Linked DNA regions of Homo sapiens: region 1 is linked to region 2. Evidence: read pairs that join two places in POLR2A ChIA-PET (ENCODE). Cell type or tissue: PC-9. All regions are shown on one strand.

What was found. Peaks named below come from ENCODE experiments on the same cell type or tissue, not always from the same donor. Only the 100,000 strongest peaks of a DNase experiment are listed, where the experiment ranks them.
Region 1: POLR2A ChIA-PET joins it to region 2 with 5 read pairs; 2 of 35 experiments call an interaction of 5 or more read pairs at or near these places.

Annotation. Positions count from the first base shown.
Region 1 is chr3:194,435,657-194,438,156 of GRCh38, forward strand. It overlaps ATP13A3 (ATPase 13A3), which reads right to left. Exons shown (of 34, transcript NM_001367549.1): 18 at 1,900-1,917; 19 at 1,655-1,808; 20 at 1,439-1,559. Among named protein-coding and RNA genes, the nearest start is that of GP5, 38 kb to the left of the region's middle. In PC-9, no CTCF peak of the experiment used is centred here; no DNase peak of the experiment used is centred here.
Region 2 is chr3:194,149,495-194,151,994 of GRCh38, forward strand. No RefSeq gene overlaps it. Among named protein-coding and RNA genes, the nearest start is that of HES1, 15 kb to the left of the region's middle. In PC-9, no CTCF peak of the experiment used is centred here; a DNase peak (open chromatin) is centred at 977; H3K27ac peaks cover 1,792 bases.

The DNA.
Region 1 (2,500 bases), 290 kb after region 2:
CCAGTACTTTGGGAGGCCAAGGCGGGCAGATCACAAGGTCAGGAGTTCGAGACCAGCCTGGCCAACATAGTGAAACCCTGTCTCTACCTAAAATACAAAAATTAGCCAGGCATGGTGGTGTGCACCTGTAGTTCCAGCTACTCAGGAGGCTGAGGAAGGAGAATCGCTTGAACCCGGGAGGCGGGGGCTATGGTGAACTGACATCGTGCCACTGCACTCCAGCCTGGGCAACAGAGCGAGACTCCGTCTCAAAAGAAAAAAAAAGAACTGTAGGCAATTCAGTAATTAGTGTTTATGGGGGAAAATGGCAAAGGCATCCACTGTCTTATCCCCTAGCACCCTTGCTAGTGTGAAGCTATAAATTAAGAAGAGACTAATGTGTCCTTAGTAGGAATTAGGATATAATATTATACCCATTTGTGGTTCCCGACATGCATATGTATCACATAATTTGGGTAGAGGTTTTTCATTTTTTTTTTTTAAACTCATGCTTAGACCTCACCACCTCCCCCAAATAGGCAGAATTAGCAGGACAGCCAAGTGACACTCCTTTCTGCTTACAAAATGCTAGGTACATCATGAAATATTCCTAAACAAAAATGCTATCCTCCAAGGTAGGTCTGTATCAGTTACAGTCAAAGTGACAATCCTTGAATATGACACTGTCATTTGACGGGGGGACATGGAGAGTACTGGGGATTAGGAAAGAAGTGGAGTGGGAGGAGCTTGGTTACTATGACTCATTATATTCTGATCAAATTAGTAGTTATATCCAACCACTGGGCAAAAGTGAGAAGATCAATTGGTGAAAATAAACTTCTAAAAAATTACATTTACTGTTCTTGGAATGTGCCTGACACATAGTGGGCACATAATAATTAACAAATTGAAAACAGTTTCAAAGAGCTCTAAGGAAAAAACATGATGTTACAATAACATAAGGAAACATAGGTAAACAGTCAACACAGAATGATCACTTAAGGCCAGGAGCTCGAGGCCAGCCTGGCCAACATGGCAAAAACCCCTACTAAAAATATAAAAATTAGTCAGGTATGGCGGCACCCGCCTATAATCCCAGCTACTTGGGAGGATGAGGCACAAGAATTGCTTGAACCGGGGAGGTGGAGGTTGCAGTGACCCGAGACTTGCGCCACTGCGCTTGAACCGGGGAGGCGGAGGTTGCAGTGACCCGAGACGGCAGTGCCACTGCACTCTAGCCTAGGTACGGGGTGAGACTGTCTCTCAAAAAAAAACCCAGAATGAAAGGAAATCAGGCAGTGGGGAAAATGTACTTTTACTTCAATCACCTAAAACAATATTATATTAGATATCTTTTCATACATTCAATAAATACTCAATTACATGCAAATTACTGTGCATGACTAATATAACCATAAATGATGATGACTGGGAAACTAGGAAAGCCGTTCAACCTCACCTGCTAATATTCTGTACTTTATGCCATGTCAGTTTTGACTCCAATTTTCTGTGTGCAAGAGCAATCACACGGAAGCCCTGTTTAGTGAAGTCTTCCAAAACGTTTTGAAAATCGACAGGAACTTTTTAAAAGAAAGAGTAAATTTCATTGTTAGAGTTGCTAATACAAGTTTACTCAAATACCAGAATTGTACCCAAAGCATAGATATTTCCTTACCTGTTTCAGGTTTACAGAGACCGGCAATGGCCTCGGGCGCTCCTTTCATGTAGGCGTCCATTTTCCTATCCCCCAGCACCCTGGCAACCACACTCATACGTTGCAAAGCAGAAGAAAATGGGAACTGGCGAACAATTCCTATCTCATAAGTAGCCTATATCATTTCAAAAGAGGCACAAAGCACTTAATATTCTTAAAGAATCAAAACAAATATACTTAGTAAGAAGTAAACATTCTTCACTTACTGGAAGTTCAAACAGCTCCTAAAAACGAAACAAAACAAGAAAAAATAGTACAGATTAACTCTATTAACACACTAAAGTTAGAAAAAGTTTACTAAGCATCCACAAAACATTATTTGGAAAAGAAACAAGCAACTGTTTTTCAAAGTCAGGATTCAAGATTCCTTCTATACTACTTCCCATTTTTAAAAAGTATGTTCTTAAATATTTTCAAATGTTCTGCTATCCTGAAAATATTAACATTTTAAGTACTAAAATAAACTAAGGGGTGCAAGCAAGTGTACATACCAAAAAACACAAAATAAAAATTAAAAAATAATAGGCTGGCTGGGCGCAGTGGCTCACCCCTGTAATCCCAGCACTTTGGGAGGCCAAGGCAGGTGGATCACTTGAGGGCAGGAGATCGAGACCAGACTTATCAACATGGTGAAACCCCATCTCTACTAAAAATACAAAAATTAGCCGGGTGTGGTGGCGTGCGCCTGTAATACCAGCTCCTCAGGAGGCTGAGGCAGGAGAATCACTTGAACGCAGGAGGCAGAGGTTGCAGTGAGCTGAGATCTCACTACTGCACTCCAGCCGGGGTGACAGAGCGAGACTCCAG
Region 2 (2,500 bases):
TCAAATGTGGATATTTAGGCTCGCAAAGTGCAGGTGAACTGGCCAAGGTGACAGCTAGGAGGTGACAGAGGTGGAGTCTCTGGAACGCGCATCTTCTGGCCATGAGCGCCATACTTAAGCTAGTCTCTATGGCTGCACGAGCATCCCTTTCCTGCCACCTGCCAGAGGAAATAAACCTAGTTTTGATCTCTGTGATTCATGCATTTTTGCTACACATGTAACCAGAACCAATTTGCTGGAAATCTGTACTCTTCCCTGCTTTGCTGGTGTAAAACATGTATAACTAAAGTCTCTTAAGGAGTGGGGGCTGCAGGTAACATTCTCCTGTCTCTCAAATGGTACAGAATTAATGTAATCAAATTTTTTTTTCTTTTCTTTTTTTTTTTTGAGACGGAGTTTTGCTCTTGTCACCCAGGCCGGAGTGCAATGGTGCAATCTCGGCCACCTGCAACCTCCACCTCCCGGGTTCCAGCGATTCTCCTGCCTCAGCCTCCTGAGTAGCTGGGATAACAGGCATGCACCACCATGCCTGGCTAATTTTGTATTTTTAGTAGAGACAGGGTTTCGCCGTGTTGGTCAGGCTGGTCTCCAACTCCCGACCTCAGGTGGTCTGCCTGCCTGGGCCTCCCACAGTGCTAGGATTACAAGCGTGAGCCACCACGCCCTGCCAATCAAATTCTTTTTAAACATAAAGATTAATACTCCTCAGCAAAAATGAATTGCCAGGTATTTTTCAGAATCAAAAATTCTGTGCAGAGAATGGGAAAATAAATCCTAAACTTTCAGGAGGAAGAAAAGTATCCAATTTTGAAGATCGTATTGTGAGCCTGGTTTGAAAAAGACTTGTCTGTTATAGGTGAATGAGTCATAATGTGACCCAGAGAAACCCGTAACTAAAAGCATATAAGGGTGTAACAAGCGAAGTCCAAATCACCGGCTGGGACTGAAGGCACACCAGGAAAGCCAAAACACAGTGTGGCTGTTTGTCACAAGATCAATACAATCTCTGTAAGCAAAGTGTTCTCCACCCACAAAGCAGTTGCTGACTTTCCAGATAAAATTTTTTTGGCTTTTTCTGCCTATCTGTGACTCCTGGTGTTTTGCATTCCAGTTTTGCGATACAGCAAAATACATATTACCTGAGGGGTTTACACCTTCTTCAGGTCACCTGCAGCCAGGATGCGGTGCCTGACGAGAAGTGTGCCCTGTGCTGCTGTGGGCCACTGGCCCACAAAACACTTCCCAGTGGGGCTGACTAGTCATTCATGCAGGGGATTAATGCAGCTTCTGCTCTGTTCCAGGCACCATTCCAGGTGCCAGAGTTTCAACAACAAACAAGACAGGCAAAGCGCTGGCTCTCAAGAAGTTCACATTCCACCATTGGGAAGAAAACAAATAAATAAAGGAGAGGATGGGCCAGGTGCAGTGGTTCATGCCTATAATCCCAGCACTTTGGGAGGCTGAGGCAGGAGGATTGCTTAAGGCTAGGAGTTCAAGATCAGCCTGGGCAACAGAGTGAGACACTATCTCTTAAAAAAAAAAAAATTAGCTGGTCACAGTAGCACACACCTGTAGTCCCAGCCACTCAGAAGGCTGAGGTAGGAGGGTCACTTGAGCCCAGGAATGAGGCTGCAGTGAGCTATGATTGCGCCACTGCACTCCAGCCTAGGCAACAGAGTGAGACCCGGTCTCAAAAAAAAAAAAAAAACAAAACACACACACACACACACACACACACACACACAAAAGGAGGGAATGTAAATTCATGGGAAATACTGTGAAGAAACAAAATAGGATGTTGTGGTGGAAGGGGTCAGGGGTGGGGTCTAATTGAGAATGGACAGAGAAGGAAAGGCTTACTGAGGAGGTAACTCCTGAAGCCAGGAAAGCCAGTAAAACACAGCGAGTCTAACAAAATGCCCAACCTGATTTTGAAGAACTAGTTGATGATGGTGGAAAATGTCACCTCCGGCCAGCCTGGGCAATGTTCATAAATGGCTAGTGCTCAGGACCACAACTTGGAGCAAGGTCATTTGCTGCTGTTTTTATGATCACACAACTACTAAAAACCTGTCTACAGTCTGCAGGCCGGGCACGGTGGCTCACACCCATAATCCCAGCACTTTGGGAGGCCGAGGCGGGCGGATCACGAGGTCAGGAGATCGAGACCATCCTGGCTAACATGGTGAAACCCAGTCTCTGCTAAAAAAAATACAAAAAATCAGCCAGGCGTTGTGGCAGGAGCCTGTAGTCCCAGTTACTCGGGAGGCTGAGGCAGGAGAATGGTGTGAATCTGGGAGGCAGAGCTTGCAGTGAGCGGAGATCGTGCCACTGCACTCCAGCCTGGGTGACAGAGCAAGACTCTGTCCAAAAAAAAAAAAAAAAAAACACCTCTCTGCAATCCGCAAAGCACTTTAAATATTTGAAGTGAAAGCGAATTCAGAGACAGCGAACTTAATCTCTTTGTTTGCCACATGAAGAAATGGTTATGGCCCTGGTT